Linked DNA regions of Homo sapiens: regions 2 and 3 are each linked to region 1. Evidence: chromatin loops called from intact Hi-C (ENCODE). Cell type or tissue: IMR-90. All regions are shown on one strand.

What was found. Peaks named below come from ENCODE experiments on the same cell type or tissue, not always from the same donor. Only the 100,000 strongest peaks of a DNase experiment are listed, where the experiment ranks them.
Region 2: a loop joins it to region 1, with 4 times the contacts of the local background. A loop is called at or near these places in 9 of 110 quality-filtered maps.
Region 3: a loop joins it to region 1, with 2.6 times the contacts of the local background. A loop is called at or near these places in 2 of 110 quality-filtered maps.

What each region holds. Positions count from the first base shown.
Region 1 is chr9:94,917,508-94,925,507 of GRCh38, reverse strand. It overlaps AOPEP (aminopeptidase O (putative)), which reads right to left. Exons shown (of 17, transcript NM_001193329.3): 6 at 1,333-1,522. Among named protein-coding and RNA genes, the nearest start is that of AOPEP-AS1, 24 kb to the left of the region's middle. RefSeq lists an enhancer at 6,876-7,377. In IMR-90, no CTCF peak of the experiment used is centred here; DNase peaks (open chromatin) are centred at 2,647, 3,057, 4,237, 5,507 and 1 weaker place; H3K4me3 peaks cover 333 bases; H3K27ac peaks cover 4,986 bases.
Region 2 is chr9:94,677,291-94,685,290 of GRCh38, reverse strand. LOC124902219 (a long non-coding RNA gene) reads right to left here and starts at 3,597. Exons shown (of 2, transcript XR_007061675.1): 1 at 3,407-3,597. In IMR-90, a CTCF peak has its summit at 3,671 (motif pointing left); a DNase peak (open chromatin) is centred at 3,640.
Region 3 is chr9:95,052,456-95,060,455 of GRCh38, reverse strand. The region is part of intron 13 of AOPEP (aminopeptidase O (putative)); the gene reads right to left. Among named protein-coding and RNA genes, the nearest start is that of MIR6081, 8.9 kb to the left of the region's middle. In IMR-90, no CTCF peak of the experiment used is centred here; DNase peaks (open chromatin) are centred at 1,235, 3,135 and 4,425; H3K4me3 peaks cover 1,047 bases; H3K27ac peaks cover 4,742 bases.

The DNA of each region.
Region 1 (8,000 bases):
GTGTTGAATTGTGAGCCGGGTAATCAGCCTGGGCTAGCTAGAGAAGGTGACCTCCAGCTGGTTAGTGAAAAATAAATAAGATTTCAACAGACAAAGGACCTTGAACAATATCATGCAGGTATGCACAAACTTGGGAATTTTGGAAAATGCCAAATAGTCCAGTGTATAAGGGACAGAGATGACAGGGGGAAAAAAGTGACCTAAACATTAGGAACTTGAGGCTGGGCGCGGTGGCTCACGCCTGTAATCCCAGCACTTTGGGAGGCCAAGGTGGGCGGATCACGAGGTCAGGAGTTCGAGACCAGACTGGCCAATATGGCGAAACCCCCGTCTACTAAAAATACAAAAATTAGCTGGGCATGGTGACATGTGCCTGTCATCCTAGCTACTCAGGAGGCTGAGGCAGAAGAATTGCTTGAACCCAGGAGGTGGAGGTTGCAGTGAGCCAAGATCGTGCCACTGCACTCCAGCCTGGGCGACAGAGCTAGACTCCGTCTCAACAACAACAACAACAACAAAAATAGGAACTTGAAAGTAAGCACGAAGCAGCTTAGTTGCTTATCATCCTCATTGGAACTGGTGGCCAATGCTTTAAGGTAGAGGTTGCAAACTGGGAGCGTGTGCACCAGGTCTGGCTTCTGGGTATGTTTGTCTTGCGTGGTATTTTTTAAATTAGTAAACTTCACATAAAAGTCCAGAATTATAAGTTACCTTAAAAAACTAATAGTGTAGGTTATATTGAGCCCTCCTTCCTTCACCATGACAATTGGTTAGAGCTGAGTAGCTGCTGTCAGTTTGCCACAGTTCTCACCATTCCCTAATCTATACCGCCCCTGCTTCATTCTTCATTCACTACTTGTGAGCAGACATCTGAGATGACTCTGGATTTATGTTTTAATCTCTTTATTTAAAACACACACACATACACTGCACACACACAAGTCACCACAATCACAACCACAAAGAAGTGCTTGAGTATGCTATAGCATGACCTTTTCTTCACATCTCTGCTCAAATATCTCCTTATCAGAGAGGCCTTCTCTTACTACCTTCTAAAATAGGACCCACTGCCCCTCTATGGGTCTCATTTCTCTTCACAGTACTCCAACACTTGACCCATTACTGATTCACTTGTCTACTCTCTCTCCCATCTCTAGATTGTAAATCCTGTGGGGAGTAGGGGCTTCCCTCTCTTATTTATGCAGCCATCTCCCCAGCAAAATTTGTGCCTAGTGCATAGTAGGCCCTCAGTCCATAGCTGTTGGGTGAGCAAATGACCAGAAATGGAATTTGACTCTGGGTAGTGAAATACTTAGGGTCACTTTAACCCACCTGCTGTGCTGTGGCCCAAAACACATCCTCCAAGTGAGTGGCGAAGCCTTCACTCAGCCACTCCTCCGTCCAGTCTCGGGCCCCGATGGCTAGGCCAAACCAGGCATGGGCAATTTCATGGCAGAGGCGGGTCCCACAGAGATGGTTCCCTCCTGTCAAGATGCTCTGAGAGAGGAACATGATGTGTGGGCTGTGGATAATGGGGGAGAAAATGCACAGAGTCTTGTTAGAGCCTGTCCTCATGGCCATCCGATGGGGCAGCTTTCCTAGCCTGGCAAGCCTGTTATTATCATGTGCATGCTAGATCATGACAGATAGGCTTGCGGCTTAGATGCTTTCAGACATAAATAAAGTGGCAGTTTATGTTTCTGGCTGTAGTTCAGGTGGCCGTTTCTGCCAACCAGTTTTCTCCATCATCAAACGGCTATTACCTGTAATAAGTAACCTGCACCAAAGTTTTACACTCAAAACAAAAATTACAAGGCAATGGAAGCATTTACTCTGAAATCTGGACTGTAAAAGAAGAGCAGGTGTGACAGTGTGAAGCCTAAGCTGTCAGGAGAGTGATCAAAGAAGACCCTTCAGCCAAAAATCTGAGCAGCTTACAAACAAATTGAGAAGTCATGCAGAAGGACAGAAAAAGCCAAGAAGAATGGAGCAGAAAATGTTCCATTCTGCACGGGGAGCTGGCTATGATGTTAACAAACGAGCAGGTGCCGGGGATGGCTGAGGTTTCCAGGAGGCCCGAATAAAGGCCGAGACCGTGTAAGGCCAAGCTTTTCCATCATATCTGCAAGTGCTTATAGACTCACATGACAGAACAAAATTATGCTGACAGAAAGAAGGCAGGGAGTTATCCCACCCAGGTGTGCAAATGGCCCCAGGACTGGCACCAGACAGGGAGATTTATCTAATCTCATTTTCCATACCTTGTGTTAAAACCCAAAATATCACCATTAAAACTGCATAGGTGGAATGGGAAGAAGGGGAGCTGACGAAAGAGGCCCATCAAATATCTTCCATGCCTCCTCCTTCAGCAATTATCCTTTTTCCAGGACTTGTTTACAGTCTTCCTAATGAAGAATTTGCCCTTAAAAAAATCTCTCCTCCATCAGTTGAACAAAAACAGTTGTGAAACCTTCCAAATTAGGAAACTGTACACACCGGTTCCTCCCTTCAAAAGTCATTTGTTTGCTATCATGTCGGCTCGGCACAAGCCAAGACTGCTCGCAGGTTTTTCTTCCACTCCCACAGCCACCATTAGAGAAAACCCCACCTCGAGTTCCCTTACACAACATCACCCATTCAGCTCAGAGAGCTCAACTGCAATCATGGTAGTCATGTCTGCCAAAACAGACAGCTTTCATGTGAAGTAATAACAGGGCAGGCATGCAAATGAAAAAGCATCTGCCAGGTGCTCTGAAGAGGACACCAGAAACCCCAGAAATTACAAGTGGAGTTGGGGCACTCAGGATAAAGGGGTGCGATGCAACAGGCACCAACAGTATTGTTCAGAGCACTAACTCAGGGGAAAAAAAAAAACAAGGAAGGAAGGAAGAAACTGAGAGACACAGGAACTAAACTCCCCTAACTGAGAAAGTCACCCCGTTGAGAAGACAAACTGTGCAACCTGGCATTTTCAAGTAAATGGCTCTGGCATGTGCAATGCTACAAAAAGCCACAGAAATGTACCAAGTAAATAACATTCCAGACATACTGCTGGCAGCAGTTCACCCTTTGGGCTAAAACAAGACAGAAGTAACTTCAGGCCTTATAAACAGGCTGGAGGGCAAGCCTGCGTGGGCAGGGTCTGCAGCCAGAAAGACAGACACGCACGTCCTTACAGAGACTGGAGGGCGGACTCCAGCCAGGAAGCTTCCACGAGTGGATGACTGCGAAATCGCTCTAAGACTATTCATGAAGAAAAAGCCTCCACTGTCCGGGGACCTGCCTGCTCTTCTGTCCCAGTGTGGAAGCCTCACCAGGGCCCATTTATGCAAATATAAAAGTCTGCGAGGGCCTGAAGGAATGCACAAAAGCAGCTGTGGGGAGGGTGGGTGGCACTTCTTTCTCCCACCCTTTCATTTTTTCCCCTTGAGCAGTCCTTGTTGTCTGCACCACACTTCCCTCCCCACCCTTCAATGTTCTGGAGACACGACCCCGGCCTCAGTCCATCTTGTTGGGCTTGGGACAGGACCCAGCGTTGCCAGAATTCCACCTAAATTTCCCCTTCCCATCTTCAATCCTTTCTTCTGAGTCGGGGGTAAATGTACTTCCTACTGTCCTCTGAGGGAGGCCAAGTCTGAACATCCTGCCGGCTCAGAAGGAAGGGCGTTTAACCATACAAATGACCCCACTATCTGCGGAAAACATGACCTTCTCCCTGAAAAGCAATTTTCCGGCTGGGAACCTGAATCGAAAGCCTCCGGGGCCCGTTTGGCCCTCTAAGGTTGGGTTTGACATACTGGATACTCTGGGGCTATTTCCCTATGAAGGAAAAGGCTTCTTTTAAAAACTAAACCAAAAACATGGAGTAAGGTTTTGATAACCTTTCTCAAAGGCTGTTAACAAAATCCTGACATAAAAGGACCAACAGAATATTCTTTCAAGGAGAATTTCCTTCCCTCCCTTGGGCACTAAATGTCTGAACGTCTCATGTTAAGTAGATTTAACCTCTTTTTTTAGATTGCTTTTCTTCAACAGTGAGTGAAGAAAAGTAATTCTCTTTAGCTCACTTCAAGGAATAATATTAAGTATTTCTTTCCCAACAGGTAATCTACCCATGTCCACCCACAAAACAGAACGGACCTGTAAAACACTGCACTCCTACCTCAGCCTGGACTCAACAGCCCAGCCCGGCTCCTCCTCATCCCTGCATTCTTGGAACTGTGCTCATGGTCCGAGCCGGCCTGCCGGCGATCAGTCTTCCCCCTGACAAGCCTCACTGGAAAACTGTTTCTTTTTTTCCCCTTGAAAGGGTCTGTGTCAACTGCCTCTACAAATGCCAGACTGTCGATTCATCATCATTACAGAGAATGGAAGATAATCACTTCAATGACATCTTCATCCTAAAAACGTTTCTTTCTTGTCTTTTTTTTTTTTTTTTAAATCACAGAGTTGATTATTTTTCCCAAATAAGAGATGGGCAGGAAAGTGATATTTCAAATCTCAAAAAACACAAGCCCTCTTGCTTCTATTCCCCACCATAAATTCTTTTTGGCTCCAAGTGGTGGAGGAAAAGGAGGTGGCAGGCAGGGGTGGCTTGCAGCCACACTCCCGTGTTGTCATTCTTCCCCAGCAGACCACCTCTGGGGCTGCCTCCTCCACAGAGGCCAAGCGTATTGCATGTCTGCCGCCTTGCCCCTCGAGATTAAAAATATCATGTCTGGTCTGAAAACACTTTCTCAAGGCTGTTCCTGAACACTACCTACCCACCCAGATTAGAAGACTGCGTCTGTTAATCTAAAACATGTTTCTAGCAGAGGAGGAAGGAGTGCCTTCATTACTCCCAGGAGCTGCTCCCATCCTTCGGGAGGAATTCAATTTGGAGCGGAAATGGAGAATTTCATCAGATCTTAAGTAGGAGCTGGTGTTTGATTTATTTGTGCTTTTTCCGTGGAGCCCTGACCAGCACGGCCCATCTTGCTGTGGGTGGAGCGACCCAGCACTTGGCGGCCCTGGCTAGATGCTGCTGCCACAGCAGGTTCCAGCAGGCTGCAGGGGTAGAAGGAACCCAGAGGACGGGAAATTGATTGCCCTTAAGGACAAGAAGAGCCCCCAGGCCACCCCTCCCATTTTACGGGAGCAGACCCCAATTCCCCTCATGGAGAGCAAGTTTACATTTTTTTTTTTGAGACGGAGTTTCCCTCTTGTTGCCCAGGCTGGAGTGCAATGGCACGATCTCAGCTCACCACAACCTCAGCCTCCCAGGTTCAAGCGATTCTCCTGCCTCAGCCTCCTGAGTAGCTGGGATTACAGGCATGCGCCACCACGCCCTGCTAATTTTGTATTTTTAGTAGAGATGGGGTTTCTTCATATTGGTCAGGCTGGTCTCAAACTCCAGCCTCAGGTGATCCGCCCGCCCCCTCTCAAACTCCCAACCTCAGGTGATCCGCCCACCTCAGCCTCCCAAAGTGCTAGGATCACAGGCATGAGTCACTGCGCCTGGCCGCAAGTTTACTTTTCACACAGATCCTTGGGAGGCATCATACAGACTTACATTTATCAAGCTGGTACTTCTTATGGATTCAACGCTTTTCACAATTTCAACATGTGCAGCCCAATATCCCATGATAGAGACAAAGGAAGACCCGAGAGAGGGGGGAACCAGGCTCATTGCCCTCTAAAGTCCAGCAGGATAGATAGTTCTAAGGGTCTTATAATCATGAGCAGCAGCTTCTGCTTGTGTGACTTCATTACTTGCTAATTTAAACTGGACAAGTGAAACCGTAGACTCGTAGTAGCCTGGGGCCATCTGAAAGGGAGACAAACTGTCGCTCCACCCCTCTTAGGTTCATAGCCTGTCTTCTCTTTCCTTCATCAGGTGTGAAGTGATGTATGTCAACACTCTCGCCTACACATTTACAAGCCGAACTCTCAGCCCCTGCCCCTTCTTCTAAACGAAATCCCTTAGTCCCTCTCTCCTGGACGCAGCCTAACGTAGGAGATGCTTCTGTAGTCCTGAAGCCAAAGTGGGGGGGTGGCCCAGACAGCCTGGCAGGACCCTCCTTCCCTCTGGCCCTGAGACTGCGTGGGAGGGAATCAGCATCTTCCGCTTTCCTCATCTGGCACCCACCCGACTGCAGTGTGTATCTTTAAACGGGAGGCTGAGGAGATGAGGGGATAGTCTTCTGGGGATATGGGACCTTCAGTAGCCTAAAGTGGAAACCAGTTCCAAAAACTTGAAGCAAACTTGCTACGTCTGATCAATGTGTAAGGGGATCTGAGTTTGAAAGAAAGGCTTAAGGTTAGAAGTGTTTTCTTAAAAATTCTGAAAAACTTTGGGAGGCTGAGGTGGGCAGATCACAAGGTCAGGAGTTCAAGACCAGCCTGGCCAACATAGTGAAACCCTGTCTGTACTAAAAATATAAAAAATTAGCCAGGTGTGCTGGCAGGTGCCTGTAATCCCAGCTACTAGGAGGCTGAAGCAAGAGAATGGCTTGAACCTGGGAGGCGGAGGTTACAGTGAGCCGAGATTGCACCATTGCACTCCAGCCCAGGCAACAGTGCGAGACTCCGACTCAACAACAACAACAAAATTAAAATTAAAAAAAAAAAAAATAGTAAAACATCCACTCATTTGCCTAAATGAATTTTGACTCAAATGTGACTACGGCAGAGAGACTGAGGAAAGCCCCAGGGCCACATTCCTTATTCTTGTACCCAAACATCTTCTCCTTCTGAAGACTGACTGCTCAGTGTTTGCTACGTGCCAGGCACTGTATTTTACACATGCCATCTCATTGCTCTACCCCACAACCTCAGGATGTTACTATTATTCAATTTCATTATCTCATTTTACACGTGAGGAAAGTGGGTACAGAGAGGCAGACTGACTAGCCCAAGGTCACACAGCTGGCAAGCAATAGAGCCAGGACTGGAGCTCACACAGTCTGGACTCTAAAGCCTCACTCTGATCCACTCTGCCCAGTGTCACTGGGTTTAGACCTGTGGCTTCTGGGCTCCCGTCCCTCTGTGCCAGCTCAAGCCCATGGGCTTCATGCTCACTACTCTCCCAGGAGCTCTGTCTTCAGGAGGCACCAATGGGAAGCTATCAACCACGTCCTGAGACCTCTGTTCCCTCAATCTACATCATAGCCAGAACTGGCCCAAGGTGAGCAGGCCTCCTCCTAGTGAAAGGAAGGTAAGAAATAAGGGTACAGAGGCCATAGGGGGGCATCACTACTCCACTGTTGATGCCCCTGAAGAGCAATGCCTACTTCCTCATAACCCTGTCCTACGCTGGGAGTCCCCAGTGGGTCACAGGGGCATGTGTTAGACAAGCCCTTACAAAGGTACTTAGGTCAGTCCCCAGGAGGGTGACACACAAGTCTACCTCTCCCTGATCTCCACCTCTCACCTATATTTGCTAAAGCCTGGTATTCTTTTCAAGTAGAGATGGTTTAAAGCAGGTCACAAACTCAAAGAGCTACAGGAGGCAAGAAGATAACAAAATTAGGGCCGTAGAGAATGAGATGGGGAAACCGATAAAAAGATGAGGGAAGTAGACAAGGAAAGAAGCAGAGAAAGGAGCTGGGGGAGCAGATGAGGGAAATAAAGATGGAGATGAAGGAAGCAGATAGAAAGATGAGGGAAGAAAATAAGACGAAGGAAGCTCATTACAAAAGAGGCCAACAGGCTGAGGGTAGCAGATATAGGTAACAAAAGGAGGGAGACAGAGAAAATAGGAAGGACAGACAACAAAGGGAAGGATGCAGAAGACAAGCTGGGGAGGCAGCTAACAAGATGAAGGAGAGAGAAACTGAGGTTAGGGAAGTAGCAGTGATACTATAGGGCAGTGGGCAGCTACGTCAGGGAAGCAAACAACGATGCCAAGGCTAGGAGCTCCAGCTTTATGATCTGGTTTAACTTCTAAGTGCTCTCAGAGGAGGCTTATGGTTTCATGTCACATGGAGATGTAAATGACAGATACCTGGATCCTAGCAAGG
Region 2 (8,000 bases), 240 kb after region 1:
CCTGGAAACAATCATTTGTGGTTCTTTCAGTACTTAGGGCTCCTTCAAGATGGTACTTGCAGTTTTCCTGAAGTGCATTATTTATGACTATAAAGGGAGAATAAAGGATTATGAGTTATGAAAAGAAATGTTATCGAGTACAGTACAAACAGTGCAATTGCCTATGGCTTTTCCTGAGCTTCACCTTCTTATCTAGCCCCATAGTTTAGTGGAAAGAGAATGGATTTTGGAGTCTATCAGATTTGGGTTCAAAATCTTGCTCTACGCCATTTTCCAGCACAATGACTACTGCCAGGATATTTCTCCATTCTGAGGCTCAGGCTCCTTATCTGTAACATGGGAATGATCCATCTTAGAACCAAATAATATTGTCGTTGCTCAACCATTTTTGACTTATAAATATGGCAATTTTATGTGGCTCAGTCTAGTATGCACTGCACAGCTTGGTAGCGAATTGAATGTCACTAAAGATGAAACACTTGGCTGGCTGGCTGCAACACTGTCAGTGTTCAAGGGATGGGAATTCTACTAATGCTGCCTTTTATCTAGTTTGACTTTGAGAGCATTTAAGGATCTACCTCTGTTTCTTTCCATTTATACCTTCTCTGAGCTTCTGGTCCCTCTGATCCTTTATTTTTATTTTATTATTATTTTTACTTTTTTTTCACTTTAATAGTGACGGGGGATCTCTCTCTATTGCTCAGGCTGGTCTTGAACTCCTGGCCTCAAGCAGTCCTCCCACCTTGGTCTCCCAAAGTGCTGGGATGATGCGCATGAGCGACCACACCCAGCCAGCCTTTATTTTTAAATCTTCCTGGTCTATTAAGGCTCTCAAGGCAGATCCTTAATCATCATCTTGAACCGCTCTTTCTAAACCTATGATCAGTTTTATCCCAAAACCAAAATGACAAGTTATAGGATCAGAAAAGACAATGTTAGGCCGGGCACGGTGGCTCACTCCTGTAATCCTAGCACTTTGGGAGGCCCAGATGGGTGGATCACTTGAGGTCAGGAGTTCGAGACCAGCCTGGCCAACATGGTGAAACTCCATCTCTACTAAAAACACAAAAATTAGCCAAGCGTGATGGTGCATGCCTGTAGTCACAGCCACTTGGGAGGCTGAGGCAGGAGAAGCATTTGAACCCAGGAGGTGGAGGTTGCAGTGAGCCAATATAGCGCCACTGCATTCCCAGCTGGGCAACAGAGCAAGACTCTGTCTCAAAAAAAAAAAAAAAAAAAGGCAAAAAAGAAAAAACAATGTTAGGCTGGCACAGGTCACTACAGTGTCAACCTCAGAATCTGTAGCATGTAGAAGATATAGGCGCGTTGGCAAAATCTGAATACAGTAAATCCTACCATATGCTCTGAGTGAGAACCAGGACCTGAAGACAATAAATCCTACCATATGCTCTGAGTGAGAACCAGGACTTGTGTAAAACGTAGGTTACGTTATTTTTAGGTCAACAGAGTGATAGGGATGAGCCTCTGGGCGAGCCAGGAGCTGGCCGCTGGTCCTCACACTTCCCCTTTGCATCATGTCCACATGGGGCTAGTGGGAGGGCATCACTGCGAGCTTCTCAGTCTCAGGGTGTCCGGGAGAGAAGCTAAGCAGGAGCACCAGCCTAGGAGGGGACACCCACCCTTCACTCTTCATGGGCTCCTCCACAGCCACATAGTCAGGAGGGGCCTTCTGCTTCTTCATTCAGAGAGTACCGCGACTTACAGAATCTTTTAGCCCCTTCCAGCGCTAACTTCTTTGGTTCTATAATTCTGTGTTCATTGATGTTGATTAACTCTTGATTGAATTACGTGGATTTTGATTGGCTTAAGATGTGAGTAAGGATTTGGGGCCTCCTCTCCAAATACCTGGGTTTTATAGTTTATAATGGTGACTGTGGGTTTTGCTGGAACGATGTGAAACTTTCCTCACAGTTGTTCTGGAAGGTGTTAAGCAGGCTCACATAAATGCGTTTCACAAACTCATTTAAGTGTTTGGGAAGAGAAGGGCACTGCCAGCGTTTATCTATTCATTCAACACAATTGCTGCATGCCTGTCCTTTGCCAGCCACTGTTCTTGGGACATATTAAATTTTTACATGTGGGGGGTAGAGAGAAAGATGGACAGTAAGCAATAAATAAACCTATAGGGAAAATGGACCCAGGTAAAGGGCTGTAAGCCCAGCAGTGACCAAACACAACCTCTTCTTGTGACATTCTCAAGGGAGGTCCTGTGGTCTGTAAGCTTTTCTTTTGGTCTTTGAGGGAACCGTCGGGTCACATTGATCCGACTGTCAATTCAGTAGCCACCAGGTTCTCATGGCAGTGAGTGGGGTATGTAGACACCATAAGGTGGAAAACACGCACTTGTGCAAGTTCCACACCCACTGGAAATGGTGTGATCTCTAAGATGGTTACCTTTGGGTACATCTAGACACTGAACACACTCACACATACACAAACAGCATTTCCTAATTTTGTGAAATGCTATCCTTAATTTTGCATTAAAAAGTCACCTAGGGGCCGGACGTGGTGGCTCATGCCTGTAATCCCAGCACTTTGGGAGGCCAAGGCCAGCGGATCACAAGGACAGGAGCTCAAGTCGCCCAGCCTGGCCAACATGGTGAAACCCCATCTCTACTAAAAATACAAAAATTATCCAGGCATGGTGGCGGGCGCCTGTAATCCCAGCTACTCCGGAGGCTGAGGCATGAGAATTGCTTGAACCCAGGAGGCGGAGGTTGCAGTGAGCTGAGAGAGCACCACTGCACTCCAGCCTGGGTGACACAGCAAGACTCCATCTTGGGGGGAGGAAAAAAAAAGTCACCTAGGAAGTTCTGAGACTTATAGTAAGGGCTTGAAAGCAACACATTCTCTTAGATTTGTTGTAGCCCAGTGGTTCTCAAAGTGTCCTCCATGGACCAGCAGCATCAGCATCACCTGGAAATTTGTTAGGGCTGCAAATTCTCTGGCCCCTCTTGAGACCTACTGAATCAGAAATGATGGGGTAGAGCCCAGCAATCCATGGTTTAATAAGCCATCTAGGTGATTCTGATCATGTTTAAGAATCCCTGCTAGATCATACAAAGGATATTTAATGATAGAAATACTATCTTACAGTTTTAATAGTCATTTTCTCATTTGAGCTGTGTTAAACAGTGCAGAATCAGCAACAGATATTATGCCCATGGAAAAAAAAGAAAGAAAAAAACAGAGGATTGAGTATCCCTGGATCCCACAGCTATTAAGCATTAAATAAATGATCCTGGTATTCTGTTTCATTGCTCCTTCTGAACTTTCTCCATTTAATTCTTTCTCAGCCCTTCCTTCTTTTATCCACAATACTGAGATGCCTGCCTTAAACCCTTCAGATAAGTAGGAGATAGAATATAGACATTAGAGTGGATACCTTGAAATATTGGTGACAAAAATCTCCAGTGTCTGAACTGTAACTTTCTTCAAATGAAGAGCTTAAAGTTGTAGTTCAATGTTTTTCTCTTTCACAAGACGAAAGGACCACGCAGAGCTGGAATACTCACTCCCAGCAGCCTCATCAGGGCAGCGGGTGGCCTGGCTACCAAGGCCGCAGGCCCGGGGCCTTCTGGTTACACCAGGATCCACGGGCTGGGGCTCAGTGGTACTGAGTGGATAGTGTGGTTTTGTGATCCACACTGCCATCTTCTGGGGAGTCTCATCAGAGACTGTGGTTCCGTTTTTAGTGTCAAAGCTTTGAGTCAAAGATTGGGGTAGGGGCACTTCTCATTTCAACTGGACCTATTCTAACCAGCTGATGATGGTGTTGATGATGGTGATGGTGATGGTGATGAGAAGGAGGAGGAGGATGGTGGCGGTGGTGATGAAAAACAGGATTCTGGAGTTTACAGTGGTTCTCACTCTTTTGAAAGCACATCCCATAAAGAGTACAGCTGATCAAACAACAAAAGAAGAAAATACATAAGAGAACTGCTACTATTTTTAAAAGGTAGAAGTGGACAGAATGGCCTTCAGAGGCAAGTGAAGAAAACTGGAAAATATACACTCTACAGCGACTGGTTCTGGAACGTGGGACCATGAGCACTTAGTGAATTCTCTGTTTTCCAAAGTTTCTACACTAAGCACCTTGCAGGGTGCATTGTTTCAGATGGCAGGCTGCATGAGCTTTAACAAAGTACGAAACAACTGAGACAATAACTCCAGATTTCCAGCCTGGAAAACTCTGAAACAATACATTTTGTTTACTTTTAAGCCAGCCAGATTGTAAGAGAAATGTAGTATTTCACAGTGGGGGAAGCTACAAGCCTGTAGTCTAGTTGTTGACAGGGCCTGTTCCGCCTTTCTCTTAGCTCCTGGTGTTACCAGCCTCCTCCTCACTCCAATCACTGCCCCCTCCATCATTAGGTGACATTCTTTTTGTGTGTCTGTCTCTTCTCCTCTTCTAAGGACACCAGGCATATCAGATTAGGGGCCCTCCCTCCTCCAGTATAACCTCATTTTACTTACATTTGTGATGATCCTATTTCCAAATAAGGTCACATTCTGAGGTTCTGGGAAGCACATGGATTTTAGGGGAACACTCTCCAGTACATGGGCTTCGGGTTCTGATCATGGTTTAGCTACTAATTAGCTGTTCAATCTTGAGGCAGCTATTGGCTCTAGGCATCCATTTTCTCATCTGTTAATGTAAAGGAGTTAGCATGTGCCTGGCACAGAGTATACTCAGCAGAAGACAGCTAGTATTTTTGCTTTCACTATCAGAAAAAAAGTTTTCATAAATTTAAAGAGAGAGAAAAAAAGATCATACAGTCCCTGGACCAAAACAGACCATTTAAATAAAGAGAGCTTTGGAAAGCATGATTTCTACCTAACTTTCTTTTTTCCCCGTCACATTACATTTAGCATGTAGTACAAAAATCTAATTTAGCTCAGGAGACACTGGGTTGTAGTTACCAATTGTTTCTGATGAGGTAGATAACATTTGGGTCCATTTCATTCTCCAGGGGAGGCTCAGAAGAGACACACAGCTCTGCCACCTTTTCTACCTGCCTCTCCCTACACTGTGCAAGCTTGTGTTTCCAGAACCAGGTTCATTCTGACTTGATCCCAGGTGTGTCCAAGGCCTTTTGTGTTAGCAGAAGGGAGTGTACAATCCAGCCTCCTCATCAACCTGATTGAACTTCTCTTCATTAACTTTGAGTATTGTGGATTTAGAGATATGTTATTTGAGAAGGCTGTGATATTAACATATTAGAAACCATGAATATTTGGGAATGAATTACTTTTCCAATAAATTAGAGCCCTAAGAGGACAGGACTTTTCGAAGAGAAAAAGGAAGTTCAAGAAAGTTCCAGAGCCTGACTTGCGGCAGGGCACATTTTCACCTGGGAGAGGTGGTAATGGGGTAACTGAGATCCTCTGAACAGTAACCAACTTGCCACCTGACAAAAAAAGTCCTGAAGGCAACAACTGCGGTATTTCCATGTGCACAGTGTTCCAGGCGCTCGCCTAAAAATGTCCATGTGACTTTGTGTATACATGTGTTTACAGAATGTGTAAATAAATAGGAGCAGAATATGAAACACATGCGTCTGCATTTATAAACTCCGCATCCACTTATGCTAATGAAATTATTTCCATCTGACAACAAACAGTCATTATCTGTGGAGGTGCTATGAATTAGAGGGATTACTGGGATTTTTGTCCTCGCACTTGGAGAAACGGAGTCACTAATGTTTTTACCATAAAAGGCAAGAAACTTGGCTTATGTCAGCACTGAAAACTTTATTGCTTAAGGAGCACATAAGTTGGAAATAAAGTTACCATCTGAAATTTCTTCAGGACAGAGGAACTTTTAAACTCAAATTCATTTCCATTGCCTGTTGCAATTGACATCTCATGTTTTCATGTATCCATTTTTAGCAAAGTTTTCCAAGCCTACCAATAAATTGGTGTGCATAAAAATCTCTGCAGAACTTGTTTAAAATGTGTATTTCTGAGCTCTACCTCCAAAGAGTCCAAGGAAGTGAGCCTCAGTGAATGCCAGGAACTGCCCCTCTCAGTCTTAAAACTTGAGAAAGTTACAATTGTCTTACCTGAGTTTCTTTCTCAGGAAACCAATCATCAGACCTCCCAGATAAGCATCAAGGAACGGAAACTCACCAGATTGCAGCATCTGGAAAATGCTGCAGACCCCTCACAGGTCATGACTGCCTAACCCACCACCAGCTTCTTGTGGACCAACTCCTCTTCCTTACCCCTCCCTCATTTTTGTTTTCCCATGCAGGGTCACATTCTTCGCTGCTACGTCCACTTTTAATTTGCGTCCCCCAGGGAGATGGATTTGAGGCTGAGCTCCCATCTCTTTAGCTGCAGCACCTGATTTAAGCCTTCTTCCCTGGCAATACTTACTGTCTCAGTGATTGGCTTTCTGTGCAGTGAGCAGCAGGACCTAGACTGAAGCCTTGGTGTTTCAGTCCCAGTGTCTTGCCACAACACACTGAAGAGAGAACTACAAGCATGTGGATTACATGTGATTTTCATTTTCTTAAATACTGAATCAAGGTTGGGAGCATGCTGTTGTCCTTAGGTGTTCTCAGAGGATAACCCGGGGTAGGGTTGACATTCAGATGCATCTTCTCTTACTTTTGTGGCACTGCCCCCTCGCGCTGCACATGGAGCACAGACCCCATCCACATCCATTGGTGGCTGCACTGCCAAGGCACATCACATCTCCTGGTTATTTAATCTCACACACACACACACACACACACTCACTCGCCCAAGGCATGGGGTCCTGTTGGTAGTCAGCAACAACAAAACCATTCATACTTCTCCCTCATACATGCACCACGGGCAGAAGCAATGGCCTGTTGTCCTCACGTTTCCTCCTGGTGTTTCTCAATGCGTCATTCCAGGTGAAGGTGTTTGAGAGCTGCATGCCTCCTCCGTCTCTTCCTGTGCTGCAGTGATCTTGGCAGATACTCGTTCTACATGGCACAGCTGCAGTATGGAAGGGGTCACCCAACTGCATCAGACTTTATAAAGGCACGGTTTCAGGGTTTATTTGTTGCTCCATGTCGCCTGGCCTAACTTGACTTACACATGTGCCAAAAGTTGATTCATACTTTGGACAGGGGCATTTTTATCCAGCTATAAAATATCTGCTCATACGCATATGATAGTAATGGCTTTTCCACATCTTAAGCCATTGAGTTTTATGTGCTATCCATAGAGATGTTTTAAAAAGAAATTTTGTGAATAAACTTTTCTACTTTTTCTCCTGGCATAACATTTGTAAATTTGGGATGATTTTATAAGATTCTTGGCAGCAAAGTAAACTACCTGTTTTTAGTATAAGAAGTGGGAGTTTGAATGATGTCTCTATGGTTTTGGCAACAAAATTGCATACTGCAAAGCATTATTTTGTGCTTATCCTAAAACCTAAATTGTTCTACTGGAGAGCTCAGAGTTTTCTTGTACAGAAATAAAGCAGAAGTTTGAAAAGGTTTTATTTTATTTATTTATTTTTTTTTAGACAGAGTATCACTCTGTCACCTAGGCTGGAGTGCAGTGGCGCACTCTCGGCTCACTGTAACCTCTGCTGCATGGGTTCAAGCTATTCTCCTGCCTCAGCCTCCCGAGTAGCTGGGATTACAGGCACCTGCCACCACGCCTGGTTAATTTTTGTATTTTTAGTAGAGACGGGGTTTCACCATCTTGGCCAGGCTGGTCTTGAACACCTGACCTCGTGATCTACCTGCCTCAGCCTCTCAAGGTGTTGGGATTACAGGCATGAGCCACCATGCCCGGCCGTTTGAAAAGTTGTATAGAAGACAGTACGCTGGGGACTGCATCGAACTTGATTTTCCTTTTTCTGTGTCATATGTGAAATAATTGTTTGTTTCACCCACTCAGACTCCTTTTGGCATTCACAAGAGATTCTTCCTCACTGCTCGTGTTTGGGATGCTTTTCTGAATTGTAGTTTATGTTATTATGCTCATTCTTC
Region 3 (8,000 bases), 130 kb before region 1:
CAGTTCTATACTTAGAGCAGATCAAAACTGTGCTTATCTTAATAAAACATTATCGTGGTTTACTGGATCTCTTCCTTTACAGCACGCATACACCAGAAAATGTAATTTAGCCTAGACAAAGATTCAAGGAGCCATCCAATTACAGGCAAACACCTGGAAATTTCACAGAACTAAGATGCGGCATTCAGTCTTTTTACCACATAAGCTCTGCAAATATACCTGCTGCACACTGAGAAATAAAGAGCACATACTGAAAGAACTGTGTCTTCCCTCCATTACGAAAATCATACTTATAATCCATTAAAAAGCTCAAAAGGCTGTACACAACTATATGTGCAGCTATACACACAGACACACAAAGTTACCCATATTCCTGAGTTCTCATACAGGAATGGTCAAAAGTGGTGTTACAAGTTAAGGGCAAAGACAGGAGATAGTCTTAACATGGTACAAAAATAAAACACAATGTATGTGAAATACAAGAAATGAAGAGAAGCATGTGTAAGACTTCATCCGTGTTACTCGCTATGCAACAGCAGGGCCAGGCCTGGTGGCCCTGTGAGATCGGCCCTGTAGTGCACTGGAGGAAGAATCAATTTGAGATATGCCTTGTAGGAAGTGAAAAATATTTACTCTAAAATCAAGATTTTAAAATTAATCCTATGAATTCCATGGTTCTCTCTGCTGAGCTTCTCTCCATCCCTGTGTATGTGCAGATCATTCCTGTCAATCCCAATTACAGGTCTGGAAGCTGATATCAAGTCAACAGTACATTCATAAGAACACCTGGATTTTAACTGCCACTTTCTGGTGTTCTAAAACAATTTTTAAAAAGTACTGGTTTCCCTCCCTGCTCCTCATCTTTCTGCCCCCAAGTGTGCACTCTGCCTGACCCTCCCTACCCCCTACCCCCTTACCCCCTCACTCATTCACACACACATATACTTTTCCAAAAGGTATGCGGGGGGCAACGGGCAGACAGCAAGCACTGCAAACACCACACCCACCGCACCATTCCACTAGGTATCTGTTTTCTCACCTCACTCTTCTAAGTTCTAAGAAAGCCCCCACTTGCCTACAGACAGAGGCAGAAAGAAAGGAGACAAGACACCAATGCAATCACTTGGTTCTTGGGTATATTCTGTACTTCATGACATCGCTTCATCTGAAAGACATGCTGTGGCTATTCTCTCAGGAGAAACAAGGCGCCTTCAGCAAAACTGCAGTACAATCAGCACTGACAAGGACCCAAAGAATTACTAACACTCCATTTCTTTTCATGAGAAGTCAAGTAATTGCAGCATGTTTTAAAGATATCAAATTACTACATAACTACTTGTAACAAAATCACCCATCCACCATACGGTATTAAAAAGAAATCTACTGTTTTACAGAAGAGGCCAAACCCAGGCGCCCAGCCTCTGGTAGGCCTCCTCACCATTCATACCATGAACACTGCCGGGTGCATGTGGGTATCCAGCACTTCTGCCCAGGCAGCCCAGTGAGACTGGTTCTCTTTCTCCCTCTGCCCTCCTTCTCCTTCCAGTTCATCTCACCCTTCAGCCTCCTGTGATGTTCCGAGAGAGGTGCTTTCCTGCAGGAGGCTGGGCCTTCAACCCATGGCCTCAAGTACCCCTAACCCGTCTCCCAGGGCCACTGACTGAATGCCCTCCAGCCCTTGAGCCCTCTTCCCAGTGTCTTCCTTTTCACCCCAGTCGTGGGCTCTCCCCACTTCACCTCACTACTACCCTTTGTTGTGCTGCTGTCAAACAGCAGCTCCACGAGGGGTACCCAGGCCAGGCCACAACAGGATGGGGACCTGCTCTACCCCACAAACACTCAAAACTGGTGAGCAGCATTTCTCAAGACAGACAGTCCGAGGACAACAGGCGCCTGGCATCAAGGCCCCTCCAGACAAAGGCAGGCAGGCTTTGGGGAATGGGCTCAGCCTCACAGAGAAGTGATTCTCGGCACCACCAGCCCCTAAACACCCTTTGCCAGAAGTGGGGCCTCGTTTGCTAACTAAATACAGAAGGAACCAGCCCTGCCAAATTGCAGAATTACAGGGAAGGGGAGAGTAGAAAGAAAAGCATCTCCCCATATTATACGCTTGTGCTTACAAAGAAGCCTACTGTTAGAACTCTCATTTGGGATTTGGTCTAAACTAAAGAGACACACAGAGCAAAGAAACCCTGAGTAAGACAACTAGCTTGGTCCTCAACTTAACCCCAACTAGGTTTAACCAATAGATACAGCTCCAGTTTAAAATCAAACAATTACCTATATGTGAACCTACAAAAATACCTGCATTCATACCTGTATATCTGAGTTTTCTTTTAAGCTGAAAGCTCAGCAACTCTACACAGAAACAGAACCAAAAGGATCAATGGAAGCTTTTGTCCTCTCCAAATTTTACACAATGAAAATATTTAAAGCTAAACTCCCTGACTTAAGACCGCGAGATGGAAGTAAGGGAGGGAGCACACTGACTGACTCTAATTTGAGAGAGGTAAGAAGCAAGGATGGACACTCCCCTCAGGTATCTGCTCCCCCTAAAACAAGGCCCCCGACCACAGTGCTGCCAGAGCCAGCTTCATGCTCCCAGGTTTCTGTGAGTCCCATTCTTCTGAATAGACTTGAAATGACTCTCACTTGGTAAACAACCTGCGGCCACCTGGCTTTTAGTTGTAACTATTCTAACTCATGGGGGGAAATGTAGTTTCTGAAAAAAGTAGGGAAAAAAAATCAGTGAACAAACGTTATTTTGGGACACAGACAATAAAACTAATAAAGCATCTTTCATTCGCAAAGTACACATTACAACATTTTTAAAGGATAAGATAATAGACCTTAAAAAGAGCATATTGAAGCAAAAATGTGGTTAAACAGCTTCCATACATTTGTCTTTGTAAAATAAACATTTGCTCCCCGTAAAGCCACCCTACAAATGAAAAAGCAGTGGTCATGTAATAAACCAAAATGTTTGTAAAGCAAATGAAAGAGACCACGTATCAGCAGATGTGCTCAAGGCAGCACCGGGTGGTACGAGGAGCCCGGGGCGGGCACAGGGGGAGTGGGACATGCTATGTGGACCACTCCACTTCCACCCACGTGGAAATCAAAGCAAACTTCACATGACTTCTAGGCCAGCTGCGTTTATTTATTTATTTTAAGATCAGCTGAATTTAAGACTGAAAGGCCAGCTGTGTTTAATACAGCAGCACTGGCGGGAGAGAGATAAGGCTTTGGTCGTACCACAGAGTGATCGTGAAAAATAAAGGACCTTACCTCCAAGCATCACCACCTAAGAAAGCAGCTCCTTCAGACAGTATAAAAAGAACTTGCCTTTATTTCTGGGGGCCCAACAGTGCTCACACCCACAGTTCAACAGTGACAGGAATGCAAAAGTCCTTTCCTTTGCATAAACAAGAAATTCATGATGGGGTTATTTTTTCCATACAGAGACCAGCTCATTATTTTTAAAATGCATCTGCCTCGGAAATTTACACAAAATAGGACTACAAGGTGCCAAAGTGATGTGGGTACTTGCAAGAGAACTTCACAGAACTATGAAACTTACTGAAATGAGTACAAGAAATAAAATGCTAAACGAGGTCAGTCAAGTACAAATGCTGCTTGTTAAGGATTTTAGAAGTCTGTGTTCTACTCTAAACATGGAAGATCTCATAGTTGCTAAATACTAAGAACTGTACAAAGAAAAAAGTCCACTGCATGTTTTTCCCAACTTCAGAGTCGACGCAAGCTGTACGACTTTGAATGGTTTGGGAGAGTTTTTATGCATGCTCCTGGAAAGAAAATATGAATTTTCCAAACCCACCCTCCTAAACTAGAGGCAGCTCAACTAAGAAAAACCCCTGACTCTTGCAGAAGCCTCTTACTGCTGTCACGGGGGCATCACTCACTCTGTGCTCCCAGAAGACCACCCACGCAACTGAGGTTCCGCCACCATTTCTTCCATTAGCATGATGCAGAACAGGCCAGCTCACCTCCTACATCAGAAAATGCCACGGACATGTCCCATGACTGACCTTGCAGAGGCAGGGCCTGTGACAAGAGACCAGCAAATGGCAACATCCAAGCCCCATTGCCTGCACCCCTCCGAAAGCAAAGGAGGGCACCTCCCGGCGTGGCCCAGCTGGTGCGCTGCAGCCTCACACGAAGAAAGTCACTGTGCGGCTCCCCAGACAGAGAATAAGCCTGGGACTAATGCAGCCACGGATTGACAGTGGCATGAGTTCTATTATTACCCCATTATCACTCTGGGATCTGTGCCTAAATGAAGCATGCTTCCTCCCTGATGCCATTTCCTTTTATCCTGGCTGGAGACTAAAAGCGGATCAATGGGGGCAATACATATGATGTCACTTCAATTTACAGCCACGGCCTCCCCCTCTCCAGTCTGTCTGAAACACACAGAAAGATCAATTCTTCCCAAAAATGGTTAAAAAATGCTTAGGGAGCATTCTTCTTCCAGAAAAGCATTCTCTGCTATATTTGTCTATGTTACTACGCAGGGAACTGTTTACATGGAACAAAAACAGAAGAAACGGTGGGGGTGGGGGAAATCTCAAATTCTGTATGCTGGAGACTTGCTGGCTGAAATTCAACACAAGCAGGGTCCTTTGAAAGTCACATGCAGGCGGCCTTCGGGCAGGGGCACAATAGAAACCAGTTTTCTTTTGCCCCTTGGATTAAAAAGGTGATCCCACTGACATAAAATATCTTTCATTTTTATCAAGTTCCCCCAAAGGCTGACAAATCCCCTTTCACTCTTCCCAGAAAACACACCCACCACCTTAGCAGACCCTCAGGTTGCCCCTTCAGTCCACAGGAATGGGAGGAAACAGCTTCTAATCACACAGTGCCCTCATTAAAGGAGACAGAAAGCTTGGCTACAGGACACGAGACAGAACTTATAAACTAAGTCATCTTCCAGACTCGGCTCTGAACCAAATAAAACACAGTGAAAATCTATACGCTGCATAAATTTTCACATGGTGCTTTTTGCCAATAAGGCAAAATTAAGATATAATCAATGAAGTTCCTCAAAACAAAACCAAGAGTTCTCCCTCCTCATAATCCAAAAAGAAACAGAAAACGTTCAGAGCCACAGAACCCAGGTGCAGTCACCCCTTACTGCCCACACACTAGCCAGGCCACAGTCTTCAATAAATGGTCTTCTTCCATCTGTTACTTTTTAAATGATAAACATTTCTAAGAAACAAAAGTAGACAACTTAATAATACATACACATATCAGGTGTCTGCCCAAGAGCCTGCCTACTAGGATATCATGACAGAAATGAAATATATTTATTCTAAATTAGTAATTTGTATAATGGAAAAATACAATTGGTTTGAATTGCTGCTGAAAACACAATTCAGAAAAGAAAAACCTTTATATGTTGAAGCAAAAACTTAACATATTTTAAAGAATTGCCGAAACTTACAAGTAGAAGTCTCTACTGTTCACATTATTTGTGGGGCATAAAATTGGATTTGCCAGCAAAGGAAGCCACCAAATAATTAAGAGGAAAAAAATTTTCTTCAAAATAAAGAAAATCAATCAATTGGTGCATATTTGTCTAGCAGAATCAGTTATTTCTGATTATCAAACATCTTTAGGGAGTATGTCTATAAACAAATTTTGGAAAGAAAATTCAAGTAGCAGCAAATATTCATATAGCTCATTTTATACAAAGAAAAGCATATTTATTAGATTTTTGGGAAATTCTAATAGTTACAGTTCAAAAAGATTACTACAAACTTTGAGCCATGGTTTGCTTGTGGAGTTTCTAAAAGTGGCACCACAGAACCTAAAACAGACACATACCATCATTCGCAAATACTATCTGAAATAATTTACTGGCATAAATAATTCTCATGTTTCCAGATTGTAAGTGTCAAATGTTCCCGTGCTATTATTCCCCTAACTCTTGTTAAAAGCATACACTATATGCAATCTAACACAAAGCATATTATTTAAATGATGAAACATGCAATCCTCTGGTCAACTGGATCTCTTACAACCACGTGTACATTAATATTTTATGTTATTATATATGTTGGAAGCATCATAAACACTCAAATTGAAAATTTCCAAGTATTTCACAAGAGATGTGTGGGATCCTTGTGTCCACCTCCCCAACCCCAGATCCTGCCAGACCAATTACAAGGGGCCAAAGGGAAAACATTCCTGATCTATGCTTCTCAAGAAAATAATCACTCATGAAAAAGAAACTAAATTCCTAAGTGATTCTGTCTATTCACCCTGCCATGACAACAATGGCATGTTCAATATATGCCTGAATATTTCTAAAGAAATTGGAATACTTTAAAGTATCAGAATATTCCTAACTTTTCTTGTATTCACATTTTCATAAAAATTTCCTTCTTTTTGTTTCCTTAGAATTAATGCTTTTGCCACAAGTGGTAGCTCACACCTGTAATCCCAGCACTCTGGGAGGTCTAGACAGGAGAATGGCTTGAGCTCAGGAGTTTCAGACCAGCCTGAGCAACACAGTGAGACCTCGCTCCCTACCCACCCCCAAAATTAGGTGTGGTGATATGCATCTGTAGTCCCAGCTATTTGGGAGGCTGAAGTGGGAGGATCATCTGAGCCCTGGAGTTGGAGGCTGCGGTGAGCTATGATTAATCCAGTAGACTTCAGCCTGGGCAACAGAGCAAGACTCTGTATCCAACAACAACAACAACAACAACAACAACAAAAATGAATTAATGCTCTTACCTAAATTAATAACAGTGTACGTAATATACTTGTTGTATTTATCTTGAAGGAGAGTATACATTTTATAATTCTGAGTTCCTAATTTACAAACAGTGACATTTGCTAGCTCCAATTCTAGTTATACATTAACTTATAACCCCCTAAGGCCCAGCATATGAGTATACCTTTACTGTAAAAAAACGGTTGGTTGAGTATATGAATCAAAACATCCTATATGGTATGTAGCCATGCAATGGAATACTATGTAGCTATTAAAAAGAATGAGATGGAATTATTTTTGTAATATAGGAAGATGGCAAGAAATGTTTTTAGAAAAAAGGTTCAGAATAAAATGTAAACTATGGTTCAATTTGTGTAAATTACATTCTAAAGATACATAATAAGAAAATAAGGAATGCTTTGTGTCAACTGTTTCTCCGAGTAACCTACCTGAACTCTCTGGCTTCCCCTCTGTCCATTTTTCTGCTTCCAGCTGAAGCTGAAATATTTTTCTTAAATCATGCTACAAGTATTTCCTAATAATTCACTTAAAAGAGAGATCTACTTTATGAAGAAATTCATTACCACAACCAAACCTAAGAACACTGAAAATAATTAAAGCATGTGCTCTAACAAAGTACTGAACCAGGCAACTGGAAACCAGGGGTTTCTCTAAAGCTGGCCCGGTAGGTATGGGAAGACCTCCTAGCACTAAGTGTGCACCGAGAAACCTATCATTGTCTCTCTAGTCTTAGTCATAACATTTTAACATTGGTTCTGTGCAAGCAGCAATCAAGAACTGGAAGAATTTAAAATTTTCCAAATATTCTGTAAACAGATATATAGGAAGCACAGTGTCAAACAGTCACATGCTCAGGTTTTTAGGCTGTTACTTACAATACTAACAAATTATAAAATATATTCAGATTTTTTTTCCAAGGGAAAAAACCAGTAATTTCATCCAAACCCAGAATTTCTTCCTTTCTATAACTTCCTATATTACTCCAATATGTCAAAAATCACAATCAGATGGTCTGTGTAGGATTATTCATTACAAATTTAGTAATTTTAGTTAATAATTTATCAACACGATTCTTCTTTGGTTAAATGTTTTTTATACAGCCCTATATTCCTGGTGAATAGTAATCTATACTATGCACAAAATTACTGTGTTCATATGGACAAATAGGCAATCATCACTAACATTCAGTGTGATAATATGGTTTTTCCTCTAAATTAGAAGGGATTAGCAA